Regions from separate parts of the Homo sapiens genome. Here region 1 is linked to region 2. Evidence: chromatin loops called from intact Hi-C (ENCODE). Cell type or tissue: chondrocyte. All regions are shown on one strand. Each heading gives the region's core, and the rest is flanking DNA. Links, peaks and the distances in the headings are about the cores only.

Evidence for each region. A loop is a pair of places that touch in the nucleus more often than their neighbours do. Peaks named below come from ENCODE experiments on the same cell type or tissue, not always from the same donor. Only the 100,000 strongest peaks of a DNase experiment are listed, where the experiment ranks them.
Region 1: it touches region 2 in a loop (4-fold over the local background); 3 of 110 quality-filtered maps call a loop at or near these places.

What each region holds. Positions count from the first base shown.
Region 1 is chr2:38,139,709-38,151,583 of GRCh38, forward strand. All of the region lies in intron 2 of CYP1B1-AS1 (CYP1B1 antisense RNA 1), which reads left to right. LOC107985871 (a long non-coding RNA gene) reads right to left here and starts at 10,458. Exons shown (of 4, transcript XR_007086290.1): 1 at 7,127-10,458; 2 at 1-763. It also overlaps the pseudogene RNU6-951P. RefSeq lists enhancers at 6,740-7,939, 6,994-7,043, 7,074-7,173, 7,245-8,053, 7,254-7,433 and 1 more. In chondrocyte, for the core only: no CTCF peak of the experiment used is centred there; a DNase peak (open chromatin) is centred at 6,963.
Region 2 is chr2:38,227,174-38,239,048 of GRCh38, forward strand. The region is part of intron 1 of LOC102723739 (a long non-coding RNA gene); the gene reads right to left. It also overlaps the pseudogene RPL7P12. Among named protein-coding and RNA genes, the nearest start is that of CYP1B1-AS1, 100 kb to the left of the region's middle. In chondrocyte, for the core only: a CTCF peak has its summit at 6,760; no DNase peak of the experiment used is centred there.

The DNA of each region.
Region 1 (11,875 bases), core at 5,662-8,161, 87 kb before region 2:
CTACAGCTGAGAGCCTGGGGTCCCCAAGGAAATAGGGTGATGTCAGCAGGGAAGAGCCCAAAACGCTCATCAGCCTTCAAAATTCAGCATACGCTAGGGACCTCATGATTCCAAGCAGAGAAGCTAAAAGAAATGCAGTTCACCAAGGCATGTAGTTCAGGTGCCTTCTCCCAGGACCTATGTAGCATTGAGACTTCCCTGGGGTCCTTTAAATTATGCAATTATCAAGCCTTTTTTGAAGATCTTTTTTAAAATGATTTTTCTTTTTGCATTGTCTTTTGGTTTTCAAGGAAACATAGGTTCTTTGGTGAACTGTTTTATAACTACAGCATTTGCTGTAAGGAGGTGTTCATATTCTCTTAGTGTAATAACATCAAGAAGCTGAAAGAAGTCCGAGATCTCTAGGAGGGAAATGGCTTCAGAATATGCCTCTCAGGCTACCATAGATCTGACACCCCAGAAATATTTGGAAGACAGACTGGAGTTAGATTCCATAACTCAGGCTATGTGGCCTACCTGCTGGGGCTCCTATGGCCTTCCCTACCTCCACTCCCCAAGTTGTGGCAGAGAGCCCCTTCCAAATTGTCCTCGGTCTGATTAACCTCAGTATGTTAGAAGACAGGGGGTTGTCAAAGGCCAGGATGTTCTTTGCTGTCTCTCATTGTGCTGCAGTTGTTGAAGCCTGGAGTACCAACCGGGATTTCAGACAGCTTGGATGATGTCCCTTCTGGTTCTGCAATGGGTTCTCTTATTTGATGGGTAGCTGAGAAAAAGAGAGGCAAGGGGGCTTTAGATCTTCTGGAAATCTTGATTCGTCAGAGTTGATTGACTCGTCTCTTCCCTGGAGTCAGTGACAGGCAAATTCACAATTTCACTCAATGCTCGCACTGAATAGCTAAAAAATGGCCAGTATTCTGGGCTAGAACCTGATGACAGAAAGAGATATGGAAGGAAAACAGTGTCCTACCACAAAGTAGCAAAGACACATTGCCTTGGTGTCAACACACTTATACTTAAAGCTTGGTTCTGCCATTTATAATGAAGTGACCTACTGCTAATTGTTAACTTCTCTGAGCCTCAGTTTGCTCATCCATAAAAATAATGCCTCAGTGTTGCAGTGAAGGCTTACTATAAAGTGACCAGCAGGCAAGCTAGACATAGTAAGTGGTTGGTGCAAAGTAGCTGCTGTTGGGCTGCTTTTCATTCGGTTTAAGTACTCATCTAGAACTGATGCGCTATTAGATCTATTTGACTGTCCTGTGAACAAAAGATAAATTGTTTCCTAGGAGTATTTTATTTTTCTAAGCTAAACACTTGGTGCATAGGAGCTTACCACTTGCATGTAATTTTCTTGTTTTGTATAAAATAAACTGAAAAACCAGTTCTTTTTTTGGCTGAATTTAATCATCAAACCTATTTTTAAAATGCTCTTTGTGTACTTTCTTTCCTTTTTAGAAAATTCCTTTTGGTATTTAGGAAAATGTTTAATTTTGTTCTAATGGTTACCTTTGTAGTACTCTTTATTACCTTTTTAAGAATTTTTTAACCTTTTACCATATCTTTTGGCTATTACTTATAGTGTAAATTCAATGATCTTATTCTACGTTCTTACCCACTTCTCCCATTTTAAAAATTGTACTGTTTCTATTCTGTTAGAAAATGCAATGTTTAACTACCATTCTTATACCCATATCTCCAACCTTGTGTTAGTCCTAGATCTATATATGAAATATGTAGAAGCCCACCTTCAATCCTCCTGCTGAAGTGTCTGCAGTCAGCTCTTAGTTGAATAAAGTACACTTAATTCTGCAGTGGATTCGTCAGAAAGGACACGTGGGCACAGTATTCTTGTGTTCTTTCGTCTTCAAAACTGCTTTTCTATATTGTTAACATTTGAAGAACAGCTTGGCTAGATATAAAGTTCTTGACTTGCATTTTCTCAAGCTTCTCAAAGAGCTGCTTCACTCACGTCTTGCTTTATATGTTGTTGTTGAGAAATCCAATGTCAGCCAAATCCTCTTCTCCTTTCAAGCTATTTTATGTTTCCTCCAAAAGGCCATATGGATTTTTTTCTTTCTCTTTAAAGCTTAGCAGTTCTACTAGGATATGGCTCTGATATAATAATGCCAGGTCAACTTTTATAATAATGCCAGGTCAACTTTTTCAAGTGAACCCTTTCACTTGTAGATTCAATTCCTGATTTATTTCCAGAAAGTTTTCTTGGATTATAATTTTAAATAATAGTTATATTCCATTGTTTTGCTCTCCTCGTTCAAGAACTCCAGTTGGACATCCTTGGCTGGTCTTCCACTTCGATCACTTTCCTCTGACCTTTTTTCTTTTTTTCTTTACCTCCTTTTTGCTCTCTTGTTTTCTCCTGCTTTCCTTCAATGTCTTTTGTTAAATTTCCATTTAAATTTATTCTCCCTTGGGCCTCATAATTTTGTCTACATTTCTGGTATGATTTTGCCATTTTCTTTGATATTCTTCCTATGTTCAATGACTATCATTTCATTTCTTCCTTTTCTTCTTTCTTGATCTATTTGTGTTGCTGAGTTTTATATTTCTGATTCAGTTTTATATTTCTGATTCAGTTTTATATTTCTGATTCAGTTTTATATTTCTGATGCTTTTTACGTATCTCCAAATTCTATTTTGAGGAAAATTAATTTTTGTGGGAGTATTATGTTACAGTTTTCCTCAGCTCATTGTTCCCCCCACCACACCCTGCCCCTGAGGTGAGGGAGTATTTTCTTCAGCTGAATTACCTTGGTTCACTTTTTACGACAGTTTTATTTGGATATGACTGCGGTTTTTCTGTACCTCTTCATTCTGTGGAGAGAGTTCATCGTGTGACATCAGCATTTCCTTTCAGTTCTGCCCTTTTCTGTGAAGTTTCTTTTATGGAAGATGTTGATGGTGAAGTTAGGAAGAAAAAGAAAGGGACTACTGTGTCTTTCTTCCTAGAAACATTAATTTTATCTTTTCTTTTTTCTTTCCTTTCATTGCTATTTCACCGAGGAATACCACCACTTCTCTGTATCTCATTCTCCCTAAGAAGCCGTGCTTCTCCAGGGCTGCCACTTCTGGGCCTCACTCATTTCAAATCTTTTCCCTGCAGCTGGTGGTGTGAACTGCCAAGTTCCAAATTGCGTAGAGCATTTCTTAACGTAGTTGGGCTTTCTTTTGAGAGTGTGCATACCTTATGTAAGTCCTTAATGCCCTCTACTATTTTTGATACCATTCTTTAATACTTCCCTACTTCACTTTCCATATCCATAGGCTTGAAGCAGTAAGGCAAAAGGTAGCTGTTAGAATATGATGCATTTTTCTACTTGCTGATCATTTACAACTTGTAGTATTCTCCAATTCTTAGTAATGCTAAAGCCATAATGTTATTTTCTATTTTCACTCTATTTATTTTAAGGGTTTTTAAAGTTGTATGGGGAGATTTGAAGTCAAGCAGCTGCCATCATTTTCCATTCCTGTTTGGTGTTCATTGAACTTCTTGGATTTTCATGTTGATATTTTTCATCAAATTTGGAAAAAAATTTTGACTGCATATTTTTTCAAAACTTTTTTATCTCCAATCTCTATTCTTTTTTTTTCTCAAATCTCTCTCTCCTCTTTTTCTGGGACTTTAATTACATTAATATTTGAACCCTTAATACCATTTCACAGATAACAGAGACTACCTCTCTAGCCTTTCTTCTCTTAGCTTCAGTTTGGATAGTTTCTACTATTCTGTCTTCAAGTTCACTGATCCTTTCTTTTTCAGTGTCCACTGTGCTGCTAAGCCCATCCAGTGAACTTTTTATTTGAGATATTTTATTATTATTATCATTTTCATTTCTCTACTGAGAGTATCCATTTGTTTACTCATTAGGTTTATCTTATTTAAACCTGTAAACATATGCATAATGGCTGTTTTAAAGTCTTCGTCTATTAATTCCAACATCTCTGGGTCTGTTTCTATTTTTTGTTAATTTTTTTTCCTGGACATAGGTAACATTTTGCTACTACTTCACATATCTAGTAATTTCTGATTGTGTGCTGGTTATTGTAAATTCTTGAAACTCCCTTCTCTTGGCTCCTGTGACACAATGATCTCTGGGTTTTCCTACTACTTCTTTGGGATTCTGTCCACCTTCTTTAACACTCATTATCTTCTACTTGATTTTTAAATGTCATAGATCTTCATGGCTCAATCTTATATTTGATCTTTTCTCACACTATATTTTCTCTTTAGGCAGTCTCATCTACACCCTATGCTTCAATCAATCACCACCTACACACTGATGATTCAAAATCATATAAATTCAGATGAGACCTCTTCTTTGACTAACTTCAGACTAATTGCTACTTGTTTGTTTCAATAACACATCTATCTCACTATGTCCAGAACCAATATTGTGATTTCTCTGGCCTGCCTGCATGTGCAAACACACACACACACACCCACAATATGAAATAGGAAACTTCTTCTAGTGATATAAATTTCAGTGAATTACACCACCATCACTTCAATTATGCATGTTTGAAATACAGACACTTTGACACCTCTTCCTTCCTCATTCCCCATATACATTCCATCTTGCAATTTTATTGATTTTATACTTCCACTTGTCTCCATTGCCATCTCTCTCTGCCACTATCCAGTTTTTAGCTCCCACCACCTCTCACTTGCATTATGAAATAGCTCCAAATTTATTGTGCACCTCTAATCTTTCCCTGCTATAATCCATTCTCCAAATCATTGCCAGCATTACATTTTAGAAATGCAAATCTAATAATGCAAATCTAATTCATTCTCTCTCTGTATTTGTCTCTCTCTCTCTACATGCACACACACACACATACACACACACAGTTTTAAAGAAGGCTAAATTGTTGTCCATTGCTTTTTGGATGAAAACAAAAATCATTAACATGGGCTGATCCCTACCTGACTCATGTTACCATGCTTTCCTTGCTCTCTCCTATCCCTCTCTGTTGTCTTGGTCCTATATACTGTTCTGGATTTCCTGGAGTGTATCTGCCTCTGGTCTTTGCCTGTGCTATTCCATCTGTATTAACTGCTCTTTTCTCTCCTCATCACCTCCTCCAAACCTGAAATCAATTGTCCTTTTCTTGGGGGAAGCCTTCCCTGAATTCCTTGGCCAGTCAATCTCACACTTATGCTCACAGTGGCACAGTGTACCTCTCATTTGTAGTCCCTATAACATTTGTAATTTCACATCTATTTCCGTGATTCTTTCATTCAGGTATGACACCCCTACTGAATTATAACTGTCATGAAATCAAGAATTGTGTCTGTTTTGGCACACTCATATTTCTAGTATCAATCATAGTGTAGATGTTTAATAAATATTTACTGAATCAGTGAATAATGAATAAAAAGTACTCTTCCATGAATCTTTCTTATACTCATGCTTAGCTCTCACTCTACCTTTCTAACAAATGGCCTAAGCAGAGGAAGATGCTAAAGGGGCTGCTAAGGCAGCAAGAAAATCAAGTAACACAGAAACAGAGTCAGTTGGTTCTTTGCACTTAGGATTCTCAGAAGAATTTTTTGCTTCTGCCTTCAAAATTAAACTGGAATATTAAAACTGATCTTTTGGTCCCTGGAAGATGAAGTACAAACCATCATCAAAAAGTATCTACTGTTGGGACTGGTGACTCACTTTGTCCTTCCCTCCTGTAAGCCATGAGAAGGAATCAGAATGATTCTGTCATCAAGAGCATCACAAATCCTGGATCTTCACCTGATTAATGCTTCACGTCTAGCACAAGCACTTTCATTTTCAAGGGATTCCATACTGTATTGTCTAGCCCCTGGCTGGGTTGGGATATAGTTATCTTGGTGGCATAGGATCAGCATGTGTAAGAGCGGGATATTATTGGGCGCTGTATTGAAAAGAGTAACCCTGGGAAGGTGAGGGTGATTATTAAGACCAACTCTGAAGCGATGACTGGTGACCAGAAATGAGTTGATGTCAGAAATTTCTACAGAGATGGTGATAGCTTATAAAGGTGAAAATCCAGTAAATAGTCTGGGGTTTAAAAACTCAAGTAAGGGATGAATCAAGGGATGATGCAGAAATTATGTGTAGTAGAAAAGGCAGATGTCAGGGGTAGAAATACATCACCGGGCAAGTAAGGCCAAGTACGTGCCCATCTGGAACACAGGGCAGAATCTCTTCAGTAAGTTGGCTTTATTGGTTTTAGTCATTTTTATCTATTGCTGATGCTCATGTGATACTTTGTTTCTTGGGTGAATTTCGGTATCTCAGACAGACACATACAAGGAGAAAGAACAGAAGTTCTTAGGTAGTTTTTTAGTAATAGAAGTTCTTAGATTTTTTTTTTTTTTTTTTTTTTTTTTAGTAAGAAAGAAAAGTGCTGGGAGAGATTGATCGTTCCTTATAAAAAGGCCTTCATTCCTCACAAAAATACAACTTTCAGTCAAGAATTTGGTCCTTTAAAAAAGAAAGAGGAAGAAAAGAAAGCATGAGCTCTATCCCTCTTTTGACTAAATACTACCACTGACTTTCCTGTTTAGAACTAAAGGCTGTCTCTTGTTCCACAGGTCAAATGCATACTTTTTAAAATGCCACTTGACCCCTTGGGTTCCCCATTCTCAGTAGAAAAACAAAATGGTCATTAATTTATTTTGACATGCAAACTCAGCTGAACATTTTTTGGTGATTCAACCCCACAGATGTAAAGTGAAAGAGTGCCAGAAAAGCAAGTGAGAGCCATGAGATTACCACAAGTCTGTGAGCACATTTTTTTCAAGGCTTACAGAATCCCAAAGCTTGCCCTTGCTTCAGGAAAAAGAACTGGTTGACACCTGAGAGGTTTTAAGCCACAAGAAGCTGAGGCCCGTTGTGAGGAGGGCAGGGACAGTGGGGCCAGGCCACACGCGACGCGTCACCCACCTCCTGCCTCACCTCCCCCCACTGAGATGTCTGCTGGGTGGGAGGAGGCTTATTGCCAGAGAACAGTCTGGTGTTTTCTGTTCCTGCTTCAGGAAGTCCCCCTTCTCCCGCCACCCCCGCAGCTCCTCAGCCTGGAAACAACTTTTAGAGAGGAGAAGGGAAGCAAAGCTTTCAAAAGCAGATACCTGTGGGGTTTGAAGGGAGGTGCCCCTTGTTCAAGTATTTCTCCCCCAAAATTGAAAGGACACTTCAGATTCATTCATTTTAGTTTTGATGTATCTTCAGTAATTAAGAAGCCACTAAGAAAACTGACCCTGGGAAGGCAAATTCCTGAAGCTGAGTCAGATACAGCCAGCTCTTACCATACCATCTGACCCTCAGTTCCCTCTGACCTCATCTCTTCCCACCTCCTCTCTGTCTGACTCAGCAGTGAGGCCACACAGGCCTCCCTGCTGATTCGAGAATGGCTCCCACCTGAGGCCTTGGGCCCCCCTTGTTTTCGCCCCCACATACCCATCTGGCTTCCCCTTCACTGCTTCCAAGGCTCTCCTCAGAGAGCATCCTGTCAGACCAGTCTTTCCTGGACATGCTGAGTGTACCTTTCCCCTATTTCATTTTCCTTCGTGGCACCTTTTACCACCTGATATGTTCAATGGCTCTATGTTTGTTTGTAGTAAGTCTCGCCTGACTAGAATATAAGACCCATGGGAGAAGAGACTTTCTGCTCTACCCTTGGCACATACCGGGTGCTCAAAAAATATTCAAGTGCTCGCTTCGGCAGTACATGTACTAAAACTGGAACAATACAGAGAACATTAGCACGGCCCCTTCACAAGGATGACACACAAATTTATGCAGCATTCCATAATTTCGAGAAATACAAATCAAAACCACAATGAGATAACATCTCACACCAGTCAGAATGGCTATTATTAAAAAGACAGAAAATAAGAGTTGCTGGTGAGGCTGCAGAGGAAAGGGGAAAGCTTATATGCTCTTAATGGAAACACAAACTAGTTGAGCCACTGTGGAAGACAGTTTGGAGATTTCTCAAGGAACTCAAAATAGAACAACCATTAGACCCAGCAATCCCACTACTGAGTATATACCCAAAGGAAAGTAATTCATCCTATCTTAAAGACACATATGCTCCTATGTTCACTGCAGCACCATTCACAATAGCAAGGACATGGAATCAACCTAAGAGCCCATCAACAGTGGATTGGAGAGAGAAAATGAGGTACAAATACACCATGGAATACTATGCAGCCATAAAAAAGAATGAAATCATGTCCTTTCGCAACATGGATGGAGGTGGAAGGCATTATGACCTCCATAAATGACCTAATGTAAGAACCTAAAACAAAATATTGCATGTTATCACTTGTAAGTGGGGCCTAAACGTTGAAGACACATGATCACGAAGATGGGAACAATAGGCACTGGGGATCACTAGATGGGGAAGGAAGGGAGCAGGGGGCATGGGCTGGAGTGCCACCTGTTGCGTCCTATACTTATTCCCTGGGTGATGGGATCATTGGGATCCCAAGCCTCAGGGTGATGCAATTTACCCATGTAATAAACCTGCATGTGTACCCTTTAATCTATGATAAAAGTTGAAATTAAAACATAAACAAATAAAATCCTGAGTACTGTTTCAAAAAATATATTTGAGGAAAGAAGGAAGGAAAGAGGGATGGAGAGATGGAGGAAGACTAAAGGAAGGATCGTGGCCCTGAGAGAATAGAGCACAGGCCAGGGGTGAGATACAGAGTGAGATGGGAGCTGAATGGGGTCTCTGAAACTAGACATGGAAGACACCAAAAGAAACATTCCTACTTCATCTTTCCCTGTGCCTGGGATAATTTACTCCTGGATGGTAAAGATATGTCTTGGTTTCATCTGTGTTAAATAAACCTGCACGATGTTACAAGCTGGCATTGCTTCATAAGCTTGACCTTAGCTTTCAAATAGGACCTCGATCATTGCTCAATGACCAAGTCACAAAGTTGCCTAATGATATTGGCCCACAGCCATGTTATTGCAAACATGGCAATGACTGGCCAAAACCAGGTGTGCTCCTTACATTTCTGCCCGGGTGATACTCTCAGAGAGCTCCTCGCCATGAGAACTAAGTCAGTCTCCCAGTGCCAGGAGCCAGGACAATTACGGGGCTTTCCCTATTGTGTGTTCTTGCTGCTAACCAGCTCCCAGGCCTAGGCTTCTGAGAAACAGTGTAGGCACACAAGCTGCAGATCTCTCCTCCCTTTATTCTCTCTCCCCTTCCCCAAACCCACAATAGCCTCTACCATAGTGCTTATTCTTTTGACCTGTTCTGATCTGCTAGCCTAACTATTCCCCAACACCTTTAGGAAGATAGGTCTTCCCTGACCCTCAGTCTGAGGTCTAGAAGCCCTTCTGCCTTGCCTCACAGGCATCTTCCCTCCTCCCCCGTCCCCTAGACCAGTCCAACAGCAGCCCGTGCAGCCTCTGAAGTCCACTCCCAGTGCTAGCTGATGGGAACCCCATGGGCTCCTGTCTGCTATACAAATGGAACAGACTTTCTTCAGAGCCAACCCCAGCTGCCCCACTGAAGCTGGTTGCCACAGTGATTTTCAGTCTCATACCAGATTCTGATCTCTTCTCTTGCCCACCTTTGGTGCTGCAGAGTGGATCATCTTGTTTTATACTCAAGTCATCATTAAAATTTATAGAAAAAGAGAGAATTTAAAAAAAAAAACACTAAAAAATCACCTTGTACGCATATACCTCAGAAGATCTTTGGCCTAATGGTAATCTGTGACATTAAGGCAAATAACCAAAAATATGTAATTTTTCTATTTATTTCTTTGAGTGGGCTCAGTTGCAGATATATGAATCTGACCAGGGTCCTGATCACTTCCTGCTCCCAAAGACCACCCTTTGAGCCTGTAAGATCCAAAGTCAACTCAGTGGATTAATGTGCAAGTCTAGCCTGAGCCAGTAAGACATGGTTCCCTCTAAGATGCCAGGAAAGGACCTAGGGCTTCCCTGGGCTGAGCTCTTAGGTAAGCCATGGCCTGGCCTGGCCTCTTAGAGGTTGTGCAAGACCAGCCTCTGTGATCTGCGAAGGCCCTGAGTCCCAGACATCGTCTCCAACACTGACCTAGATCCAGTGCCAGCAGGACAAGAAAGTCCCCTCTGCTTTAACCTTTACATGAAAAGAAACTTTGAAATGACCAATCCACATTTTTTTTGTTTGTTTTTTTCTGCTTTCCACAGCCCTTTTCTGTCTGTAAAACCAACCTCCTCTTCTTGGCTCATCAGAACACTCATTCTATTTTATGGAATAAAGTGCTGCCCAATTGTAGAATCAAAAATACAGCAAATTAATGTTTTTTATATAAAGTTTTTGATACATAATAATTACACATATTTATGGGGTATCTGTGATATCTTGACACAGCCATAGAATGTGTAATGATCAAATCAGGGTATTTAGGATATCCATCGCCTTGAACATGTATCATTTCTTTGAGCTAGGAACATTTCAAATTTTCTCTTCTGGCTATTTTGAGATACTCAATATGTTTTTGTTAACTATAGTCACCCTACTTTGAGGCTGAATACTAGCGCTTATTCCGTCTAACTATATGTCTGTACCTATTAACCAACCTCTCTTCATCCCACACACCCTTCATAGCCTCTAGTAGCTACCATTCTTTTCTCTACCTCCATGAGATCCATCTTTTTAGCTCCCACATATGAGTAAGAATATGCAATATTTGTCTTTCGGTGCCTGGCTGATTTTACTTAACAAGATGCCCTTCAATTCCATACATGTTCCTGCAAATGATAGAATTTCATTCTTTTTTACGGCTTAATAGTATTCCATTGTGTGTGTGTGTGTGTGTGTGTGTGTGTGTGTGTATCACATTTGCTTTATCCATTCATCTGTTGATGGACACTTAGATTGATACTGTATCTTGGCTATTGTGAATAGTGCTGCAATAAACATGGGAGTGCAGGTCTCCCTTTGATATATTGATTTTTTTTCCTTTGGATAAATACCCAGCAGTGGGATTTCTGGATCACATGGTAGTTCTATTTTTAATTTTTTGAGAAACTTCCATAGTGTTTTCTATAATGGCTATACTGATAAATGAATTTAACAAGGTTGCAGAATACAAAATCAACATACATAATCAATAGCATTTCTATATACCAATAATTAACTTGCTGAAGAAGAAATCAAGAAAGTAATCCCATTTAAAATAGCTATAAAAAATTAATTGTCTAGGAATAAATTTAATCAAATTTAATAAATTCTTTCCGATGAAAGAAATTGAAGAAGACACAAACAAATAGACGTTCCATGCTCATGAATTGGAAGAATTAATATTGTTAAAATGACCATACTACCCAAAGTAATCTACAGATTCAATCTCTTATCAAAATACCAATAACATTCTTCACAGAAATAGAAAAATAATCCTGAAGTTTATATGGAACTACAAAACACCCCAAATAGCCAAGCAATACTGAGTAGAAAGAACAAAGTGGTAGGCATTACACAATCTGACTTCAAAATATACTATATTTGGTTACATATAGTAACCAAAATGGCATGATATTTAGTATAAAAAGACATATAGACCAGTGAAACAGAATAGAGAACCCAGAAATAAATCCACGTATTTATAGCAAACTATTTTCAACAAAGGTGCCAAGAACATACACTGGGGAAAAAATACTCTCTTCAATATACGGTGTTGGAAAAACTGGATATCCATATCCGGAAGAATGAAATTGGATCCCTATTTCTCACCATATACAAAAATCAACACAACATGGATTAAAGACGTAAATGTAAGATCTGAAACTATAACACTACTAGAGGAAAACACAGGAGAAATGCTTCAGGACATTGATCTAGGCAAAGATTTTATGGCTAA
Region 2 (11,875 bases), core at 5,400-7,899:
GCTCACAAATTTGGTAACTTGGTAGAAATGGACCAATTCTTTGAAAGACACAAACTATTAATACCAAAACTCACACATGAAGAATAGAATATCTGAATAGGGCTATATTTATTAAAGAAATTTAATCAACAATTAATAACTTTCCAAAAAAAAGAATGCACCATGCCCAAATGTCACCAATAAATTTTACCATTTTTAAAGAAATAACAATTCCCTACAAGTTCTTTAAAAAATAAAAGCAGAAGGAACCTTCTTAACTTATTCTATGAGGCCAGCATTACCCTAACACCAAAACCAGATAAACGCATTGTAATAAAGAAAAACAGACCAATCAATATCTCTCATGAACATAGATACAAACCTTCCAACAAAATACTAGAAAATCAAATAAAACAATATGTAAAAAGAATGATACAATATGCCTGAATGAAATTTAATCCAAGTATGCAAGCTTGGCTTAACATTTTAAAACCAATTAATGTAATTATAACATTAACAACCTAAAGAAGAAAAATCTTATGATCATATCAACAGATGCAGAAAAAGCATCTGAAAAAATTCAATACCCATTCATGATAAAACTGTCAGCAAACTAGAAATAGAGGGAAAGGTTCTCAACTTGATAAAGAACAGCTACAAAAAAACCCCACAGCTAACATTTTATGTAATAATGGAAAACTAGATGCTTTCCCCCTAAGATCACAAATAAAGCAAGGATGTCTCCTCTCACTGCTCATATTCAAAATCACACTGGAAGTCATAATTTGTGAAATAATAAATAAGGAGATAAACACTATACAAATTATCAAAGAAGAAATAAAGCTGTCTTTTGTTTGCAGATGACATGATTGTCTACATAGAAAATCCCAAAGACTCAACAAGATCAACAACAACAACAACAACAAACCCTCCTGGAACTAATAAGTGATTATAACAAAGTTTCAGGAAACAAGGTTAATATATAAAAGACAAATCTTTCCTATATACCGTCAATGAACAATTGGAATAAGAAATTAAAAGCACAATACCATTTCCATTAGCGCACACACACACAAGGAAATACCTAGGTATAAATCTAACAATATATATACAGGATCTGTGAGGAAAACTATAATATTCTGATGAAATAAATTTTAAAAGATAGAAATAAATTTTAAAAGATCAAAATAAATGATATTTAATCATCTATAAATATCCAAATTTACACGTATAAAAATTTACAAAATATTTATCTGTAAATTTGGTATTTAAATATTAGAGATATTCTATGTTCATAAACAGGAGGAGTTAATATTGTTAAAACATTGATTATTTTCAACTTAATTTATGGATTCAATGTACTCCAAATCAAAATCCCAGCAACATATTGTGTTGCTATCAACAAACTGCTCCTAAAGTTTATATGGAAAAGCAGAAGTTTATATGGAAAGGCAAAAGACCCATTTATTATTTTATGAATTAGCCACAGAATACAGAAGAAGAATAAGGTAAGAGGACTGACACTACCCAACTTCAAGCTCCAGTAATCAAAATGTCTTGATATTGGAGAAAGTATAGGCAAATAGATTAGAACAGAATAGAGTCCAGAAATAGACCCACACAAATATAGTTAACTAATCCTTGACAAAGGAACAAAGGCAATTCAGTCAATAAAGAATAGTCTTTTCAACAAATGATGTTGGAAAAATTGAACATCCATAAGTAAAAGAAAGAAGAAAGAAGGAAGAAGGAAGGAAGGAAGGAGATGGAGAGAGGAGAAGGAGGGAGAAGAAGGAGGGAGGGAGGGAGAAGGAAGGTAGGAAGGAAGGAAGGAAGGAAGGAAGGAAGGAAGGAAGGAAGAAAGGAAGGAAGGAGCAAAGACCTGAATCAATACCCAACTTAAAAAAAAAAAACCATACAGAAGCACATGAAAAGATGCTCAGTATCATGTGTCATTAGGGAAGTTGCAAATTAAAACAACAGTGAGACACTACACACCTATTAGAAAGGCTAAAATACAAAAAATACTGACAGTACCAAATGCCGGTTAAAACACAGAAAAACAGAAATTCTTGTTTCTTGCTAGTGGGAATGCAAAATTGTACAACCGCTTTGGAAGACCATTTGGCAGTTTTTTCCAAAGCTAAACACAACCTTATCATACGTTCCAGCAATCATGCTCCTAGGTTTTTGCCCAGTTGGTTTTAAAATTTATGTCCCCACAAAAACTTACAAATGTTTATAGCAGTTTTTGCAATAAGTAAAATCACAATCACCAAAAACTGGATGGCCTTCAATAGGTGAACGAATTAAAAGGTAGTAGTGGTTGGGCGTGGTGGCTCACGCATCCCAGCACTTTGGGAGGCCGAGGCAGGAGGATCACTTGAGGTTGGGAGTTCAAGACTAGCCTGGCCAACATGCAGAAACCCCGTCTTTACTAAAAATACAAAAATAAACCGGGTGTGGTGGTGCATACCTGTAATCCCAGCTACTCGGGAGGCTGAGGCAGGAGAATCGCTTGAACCCAGGAGGCGGCAGTTGCGGTGACCCAAGGTGGCGCCATTGCACCCCAGCCTGGGCAACAAGAGCGAAACTCCATCTCAAAATAATAATAATAATAATAAAAAGTAGTGGTATAGCCATACATGGAATGATTTTTTCATAAAAAGAAATGAGCTATGAAGCTATAAAAAGGTATGAAGAAACCTTAAATGCATATTGCTAAGTGAAAGAAGCCAGTCTTAAAAGGTTACATACTGTATCATTCCATCTAGATGGCATTCTGGAATGGCAAAACTATGGAGATAGTAAAAAAAAAAAAAAAAAAAAAAAAAGTCAGTGGTTGCCAGAGGTTGGGAGACGGAAGGGGAAGAGAGATGAATCGGTGAAGCACGGGGGATTTTTAGGGCAATAAATCTCTTCTCTATGATACTGTAATGATGGATATATGACATTATACATTTGTCTAAACCAATAGAACTATACAACACAAAGATGGACTTCAATGTAAACTATGAACTTTAGTTACTAATACTGTATCAGTATTTTTTCATTAACTGCAGCAAATGTTCCACACTAATACACGGTGTTAATAACAGGGATATAGTAGAACACGTGGGGAGAGGAGGTTCTGTACTATGAGCTCAATTTTTTGGTAAATCTAAAACTGTTCTAAAAAATAAAATCTAATAATCCCTTAAAAATCAACACGGTAAATTGCCACATGTAAGATTCACAGAATAAAAGAATGATTTTACAAAAAGAATGATAAAGATCAAATAGTTTCAGAGCTAGCAGAGGCCTTAGAACTGGTCATCCTCTCACCAAATCTTCACTGGGCAGTTACAGAGTGTCACTGTCTGCATGAGGCACTGCAAGTATAGTGAAAACTAAGACAGCCCCTGTCACAATATAGTATTAAGGGAAAAAGTTCAAATGATTTCATTTTTGATGTGTGTATGTGAGAGAGAGAGAGAGAGAAAGAGAGAGAGAATAGAGGTAGGGAGAGAACATTGAGAGGAAGCTCACCAAGACATGAACAGTAGTTATTTCTGGATGGGCTTTTATTTCCTCTTACTAGTTTCTATCACTTTATAGTGTTTCTATGATAAGCATGCTTTGCTACTGTCATAAGAAAATTAAATAATAAAATGTTCCTTTATTCTAATGATGGCACTTCAGAAAATGCTACCAATGAAGTAAATTTGAAGTCAGGATTATGAAAGTAAATGAATTGGAACAGGTGGGTGAGTAGCCGGGACGACCCATTTCTCACAGGGAAGGTGCACAGCAGGGAGCCCCATGCACTGCATGAAGTGTGTTTGGCAGCCACAGAGGACAGGCTTAGCAGCTCCGTGGTGGATTTCACTCAGTGGCAGCAACACTTGACCACCAACAACTATGGCAAGGCAGCTTTGCCATCCTGATAGTTTTTGACACTAATTTCTACTGAGTTTCCTCAAAGAATGTTTCACAGAAAACTAGTTCTCAAAATATTCGTAGGTAGAATTCTATTAAATTAAACAAAACTAGCACAATTATTTATAGAAGAACATACCAAAGCATTTATTATTCTATGATACAATGAAAACAGAGAGTACAGTGTTTCCCTAATTGGAGAAAAAGTAATTCTCCCTGCTTTTCCTTTCTTTCCTTCTTCCTTTATTCTTTCTTCCTTTTTCTCTTTCTCTCTCCAGTGGGGACAAGAGAATTTCATGGAATGGGTGTCATTTGGTACATACTTGGAGAGCTGTTACTCTGCCAGATGTCACACCAATTGTTTATGGGCTATGATTTATTGTGTTTGTCAATATAGCTCTCAGTATTCCTACCACCAAGCACAGCAGCTAGCACATAGAAGGCTCTCAATAAATACTTGTTAAATAAGTGAATGAACTCTTTTTCCAGCTGGAACCATGGAGGATGTAGAAGAGAAGAAGAAGAAGGTTCCTGTTATGCCAGAAACCCTTAAGAAAAAGGGAAGGAATTTCTCAGAGCTGAAGATCAAGTGCCTTTGAAAGAAGTTTGCCTAAAAGATGCTTTGAAAGGCAAGGAGGAAGCTTATCTATGAAGAAGCAAAGCACTATCACAGGGAATAAAGGCAGATGTACAGAACTGAAATATGAATGGCGAGGATGGCAAGAAAAGCTGGCAACTTCTATGTACCTGAAGAACCCAAATTGGCATTTGTCATCAGGATCAGAGGTATCAATGGTGTGAGGCCAAAGGTCCGAAAGGTGTTGCAGCTTCTTCGCCTTCGTCAAATCTTCAATGGAACCTTTGTGAAACTCAACAAAGTTTCAATTAACATGCTGAGGGTTGTAGAGCCATATATTGCATGGGAGTACCCAAATCTGAAGTCAGTAAATGAACTAATCTACAAGCGTGCTTATGGCAAAATCAGTAAGAAGCGAATTGCTTTCTTTGACAGATAACACTTCGATTGCTCAATCTCTTGGTAAATATGGCATCGTCTGCATGGAGGATCTGATTCATGAGATCTATACTGTTGGAAAATGCTTCAAAGAAGCAAATAACTTCCTGTGGCCCTTCAAATTATCTTCTGCATGAGGTGGAAAGAAGAAAAGGCCACCCACTTTGTAGAAGGTGGAGATCCTGGCAACAGGGAGGACCAGATCAACAGACTTATTAAAAGAATGAACTAAGGTGTCTACCATGATTATTTTTCTAAGCTGTTTGGTTAATAAACAGTACCTGCTCTCAAATTGAAAAAATAAATAAATAAAAATAAATAAACAAATAAGTGAATGATTGAATTTCATTAAGAAAAAATGAATTACTACAAAACTCTGTACTTTCTTATCTCACCTAGATTTGACTTGCACTTTCCTACAGAGAAAAGAAGTCACCCAGGTTCACAATGAGCAGCCCAACTTGGACAATTTACCAAAGCACAGAAGAATTCAAAATCTAGATCTTCTCACCAGGACTCTCTCCAGTGGCTGTCCTACTTGCAAATGTAATCATCCTCCCAGAGGAGAGTCAGGCACAAACCAGGGAGTGAGTTTGTTGTTCATCTTGCAACACCTCTTTCAATGAATCTAACTTGCTTCACAAGAGTCCATTGGGAATGGCCCCCCAAAAAAACAGTCGCTTGGATTATTTAAGTGAACACATGACAGTCAATGCAATAAGGCCTTGCCCTCCCCACTTCCCCATCAATATTTATCAAGGACATGGTTTTTCCAAGGGAGAAAGGAGCATAGTCTTGTAACAGCTGTTCCAGAGAACAGACCGTACATGGATTAAAACTAACTCAAGTCAAGAAGAAATTATGTACAGTCTTATAAAAGAGAGATGCGTCTTGAGCTGAGAAAGTGCATGTTCCCTTAAATATTTTCCTGCCCCCACATGCTTAGCCCCTTCAGTACTTGGTGTCCCTACCTTCTGCCAGCTTCTGACCCTGAGGAATGATCAAACCTCGTTTTTCTAGGAACTGAAGGAGCTCTTTAGCCCCTCAAAATACATCAAAGGAAGACTCAATGCAGCCAAAATTCAAGCCTAAATTTTGAAATACAAATATTTGAACTGATCATGATGTCCACGTCCTACACAAATAAAACTTTCTTTTAGAAAAGAAACCCCTGCTGGTTGTGCTGTAATTATTTTAGGCAGAATGCTTTTAAGTCTAAAGCCATTTTAAACTCTCAAAACTTTATACATCCAAGGAAAGCAAACTGAAAGTGAGCATCACTAAGTTTACTCTTATTTCTAAGATTAATCTCAACCTCCCTGGATTTCAACACTCACGCCGTTGTCCAGACTACTAGATGCAGCTGCAACTAGGGATTTCTTAAGTCACATAGGGAACCTGGACTAAATTAATCTGGAAGGATATGTGCCATTCCTAAGTTTGCGATTTCCTTCACTATGTTTAAAAAAGGGTTATTAGGTACTAATGCTGCACAGATTTTCTAAATACTCTATTTGCCAGTGGCAGAGCCAGATGTGGACCACATTAGGAGAGACATGCGTGACAGCGTTTTGCTAAATGTCCGTGATGAATTTTAACTTGCAAAGGGGAAAATTATAGCTGTGTGGTGCCAGGATAATTTCCTCCAAATACCACTCCCATCAGGTCATTTTCTCCTGTGACTCACCAGCTCCTTTTGAGGAAAGCGTAAAGTCTGGCATTAGAGGCCTCAGTCATCTTCTCTTCCTCCAGACTATCCCAAAGGATCCCTGTATGCCAGGACCACCTCTTGACTCTCCTTCTGCGTATTTTGCTTGGGTGGCTCCCTCTGTCTGGAATACATAGCTCTTACACCCTTCAAAACCTGGCTCGAATCTCATCATTTTCAAGGAGGCTTCCCTCCCCAGCCTCCCTCCACTGATTATTCTCCTGTATTTGGCATTCACTGCAGGTATCCATAGTTGTCTCTATGACTGTTGGTGGTGGCCACTGGAAAGCTCAGCATCGAATGTGAGGCCCCATAAAGCAAGTGTAGGGAGCAGCCTCCCTGGGGGCATTTGCACACTTTCCCCTTCCCCCTTCACCGTATGTCCCATCCTTGATTTTGCTTTGCTTTTTCATCCGCTTTGTTGTCTTGATTTATTTTTAAGTGATATCTTAAGTCCTTTCTGAATAAGAATAGAGTGAACATGCGAGTCTTTGGACTACGTTGGCATGTGTTTTTTTCCCAGCACATGTTCTCTGTGAATGTCTGAGCTTCCACTACTTCATATGCTCCTCTAAGAAAAAAATAATCATCTCAGAAGCAAGATGTCTTCCTCTGTTCTAATTTCTGGAACTAACATTTTTTGTTTTTCCTTTGATTAAAAGAGTATGTGTGCAAGACCCCTTATGTAATGTCACCTACAACCCAGAATTATCATCCCATGTTACACATGAAGAAGCACATAATCAAAAGACTAAACAGACAACCCATAGACTGGGAGAAAATAGTCGCAAACTATGCATCCAGTGAAGGACAAATATCCGGAATCTATAAGGAACTCAAACAAATCAGCAAGAAAAAAACAAATAATCCCATCAAAAAGTGGGCAAAGAACATGAATAGGCAATTCTCAAAAAATATACATGAACAGCCAACAAACATATGAAAAAAAAATGTTCAACATCACCTTACTCCTGCAAGAATGTCCATAATTAAGAAGTCGAAAAACAACAGATGTTGGCATGAATGTGGTGTAAAGGGAACACTTTTACACTGCTAGTGGCAATGTAAATTACCACAACCACTACGGAAAACAGTATGGAGATTCCTTAAAGAACTAAAAGTAGAAGTACCATTCGATCTAGCAATCCCACTACTGGGTATCTACCCAAAGGAAAAGAAGTCATTATATGAAAAAGACACATGCACATATGTGTTTATGGCAGCACAATTCACAATTGCAAAGATATGGAACCAACCTAAGTGCCCATCAATCAACAAGTGGTTAAAGAAAATGTGGTATATATACAACATGGAATACTACTCAGCCATAAAAAGGAACAAAATAATGCCTTTTGCAGCAACTTGGAAGGAGCTGGAGGTCATTATTCTAAGTGAAGTAACTCAGGAATGGAAAACCAAATATAATATATTCTCATAAGTGGGAGTTACACTATGAGGATGCAAAGGCATAAGAACAATATAATGGACTTTGGGGATTCTGGGGGAAGGGTGGTAGGGGCGTGAGGGATAAAAGACTACATATTGAGTACAGCGTACACTCCTTGGGTGACAGGTGCATCAAAATCTCAGAAATCACCACTAAAGAACTTATCCATGTAACCAAAAACTGTACCCCAACTATTGAAATAAAAATAAAAATTATTTAAAAAATACTAAATGGTTGACCCAAAGTCACCCAGCTTATACGGCAGAGTCAAGACTTGAACCCAGGCCAACCTAACTCAAAATGCCTTGACTCTGTATTCTCTAAAAGCGTCTAGCACCAAAACACACACCATGAAGTGTCTAGCACCATAACAGGCACTCATTCATTATTGAAGTATGACCCAAAACATTTGGTACAGAATTGAATAAAACCATGAAGGCAAAGCTATTGAAAATTGAGCTTGCAAAATTGGTAGAATTGGCTTCATGAAAAACTGAGGAGATTCTAATTAGGTCTATCAGAGAAAGACAACACAGATCTACAAAACATTCTGGATGTAGGTGAACAGAATACTAGAAGAGATGCTGTGAGCTGATGTCCATGTTTGAATACAAAAGAAAAATAGATGGGCACGCTGGTTTAGATTTATAGGTCCAGGGCAAACTGATCCAACTGTGGAATCACTGAACCCCCCTTGGGTTTCAATGAGGGTACCCTTGGTAGTTACTTTCGGCCCTAAGGGGTTTGACAAAATGGGACAGACAGGGTTTTTACATCTGAAGCCAGAATACAGAATCTTTGTTCATTGAGGATCTTCATACATGTTACCTTATCTAATACTTTCCCTAACTTCCCCCAGTGTTTCATGTTTGTTATATTTACACATGGTCTTATAACGACGTGTCTATGTCTATCTTGCCACATTGCCCAGGCTGGTCTCGAGCTCCTGGGCTCAACCAGTTCTCCCACCAGAGCCTCCCAAAGTGCTGGGATTACAGGTGTGAGCCACTGCACCCGGCCTAGTTCTCAAATTATATGGAGGAACAAAGACCTAAGAGTAAATAAAGCACTCCTGAAAAGGAATATCAAGACTTATTCCAAAGCTAAAATAACAAAGACAGTGCTGTACTGGCACAGAAATAGACAAATTGCCCAATGGAACAGACTAGAGAAACAGAGACAGAGAGAAAGAGAGAAGGGTGGGTACTTGAGGATGGAAGAGAAGGCACTGCGGATGACAAGGAAACAATGAACTCTTCAATAAATAGTGCAAGGCCACTGGTTACCTACATGGGGGGGAAAATACTGTGACTAATCCCTGCTTTGCACCATGCAGAAGAATCAAATGCTAGCAGATTTAAGATTTAAATACACAAGGCAAAACTCTAAAACTTTTGAAGGCAACATGGGAGAATATCTTTAGAACATCAGAGAGGTGAAGGTTTCTTAAAGAAAACACAAAACTATGAAAGAAAAATAATAAATTTGGCTACATTCAAATTAAGAACTTCTGTTTAACAGTAGACCCCATGAAGAAAGTGATCAGAAAAGCAACAATGTAGGAGAAGATATTTGCAATATATATAACCAATATAATCTACATAAAGATGATGTATTTTTTAAAATCTTTTCAAAGTTCAATAAATAAGTTAATAAATACACAGTTCACAGAGCAGAAAATATGAATAGCCCATAAATATATAAAAGAATACACAACCTCATTAGTAATCGCAGAGACACTAAGATACCAGTGGGACTTTACTTTTTACCCACTGGATTGGCACAAATTAATAAGGCTGATATTGTCAAAAACTTGGGCTGGGCGCAGTGGCTCAGGCCTGTAATCTCAGCACTTTGTGAGGTCAAGGCAAGTAGATCGCTTTGAGCTCATGAATTCGACACCAGCCTGGGCAATATGACGAAACCACATTTCTACAAAAAATACAAAAAACTAGTTGGGTGTGGTGGTGCACACCTGTAGTCCCAGCTACTTGGGAGACTGAGGTGGGAGGATGGCTTGAACCTGGGATGCAGAGGTGTGGGGGTTCAGTCAGGATGGTGGGAGAAATTGTAAAATTATGGGAAATAAACGCAAACCCTCTTGGAAGGCCTGGAGGTCTGCATAAAGTGTTTGGCTGAAGGCAGAATTCTCTTAAAAGCTCAGGGCATGGATACATAGGAATGTAGAGTAGTTTATCTAAATAGCTTGTTTATTCATGTGGTCCTAAGACCAACATTTGGTCAACCACAGATGCATGATTGCTCTCTACTCAGGAGGTCAGCAATGTCAATTACCCTCTAGTGGTTTTTACTCAAGACCTTTGTCATCTAATCTATACTGAATAAATGTGAGCTTCGCTGACTGAATGGAGCCATGGCTGCTACTCTTTACAGAACCTTCCTTGGTGTCTGTGAGGGGCCCAGACCCTTAGCTGGACTGACAGGCAGAGTATCTGTGTCAGTGTACATTACTCATCCGTTGTTGGGTGAGGGTCTGCAGAACAAATGCCCGCACAGAGGTTGCAGTGAGCTGAGATCATGCCACTGTGCTCCAGCCTGGGCGATAGAGCCACACCCTGTCTCAAAAAAAACAAAAAAAAAAAGAAAAAGAACTTGGAAAGAGTATGATTCAACTGGAATCTTTATTCACTCTTGGCAGGAGTCTAAATTGGTATAACCCCTCAGAAAAAATAAGTTAAATATATTCATATACCTTATAGCCTAGCAATCCTACCCTAGAGAAACCCTCGCACACGTGCACAAATTCATGTGGTTGTACTTCTAAGTATAACCCTAGAGAAATTCTTGCATGTGATTTACGTATGGGAATGTTCACAGCAATATCAAAATAACAACCAGAAACAACCCAAGTGTCCAAAGTGTTCAGAGAAAGAATAAACAATTATTTATAACTACTCACACAATAAAATGCTAGAGACAGTAGTGAAAATAATGAACTACATGCAACATGGATGAATCTTAGAAACAAAATACTGAGTGGAAAAAAAGCAAATGAAAAGAAGACTGCATGTAGCATAATACCATTCTGATAAAGTGGACACAATCAAATAATATGTTTCTTAAGGTTATCTACATATGTGCTAAATTATTATTTTAACCAGGGCTTTATAGAAATAAAATTCGGAAAGCTGGTTACTTCTAGGGACTTGCAGGGGATGGCATAGGAAAGGAGCCCACCAGCTACAGCAATGATATTGATCATGTTCTAGTTTAAGGACGACTCACAGGTGTTCTTCCTGTTATTACTATGCCTCATCCCTTAACTGTGTGATACTCACATTATTTTGCATATATCAGCTATTACATAATAATAGCAAATAAAAATAAAAGAACAGGCAAGGCACAGTGGCTCACGCCTGTAATCCCAGCACTTTGGGAGGCCCAGGTGGGCGGATCACCTGAAGTCAGGAGTTCGAGACCAGCCTGGCCAACATGGCGAAACCCCATCTCTACTAAAAATACAAAAATTAGTGGGGTGTGGTGGTGAGTGCCTCCAGCCCCAGCTACTCAGGATGCTGAAGCAGGAGAATCGCTTGAACCCGGGAGATGGAGGTTGCACTGAGCTGAGACCACACCGTGGCACTCCAGCCTGGGTGACAGAGCAAGACTCCATCTCAAAAAATAAATAAATAAATAAATAAATAAATAAATAAATAAATAATAAATGGCTGCAGTTTTACGATAGTCTCAAAAAAGAAAAACAAAAAGAATAAAAGGAAAAAAATCAGGTGTCCACGCTTTTCTGAGAATACAGAAACAAAAGTCTTTCAGTTACTCACAATTTTTC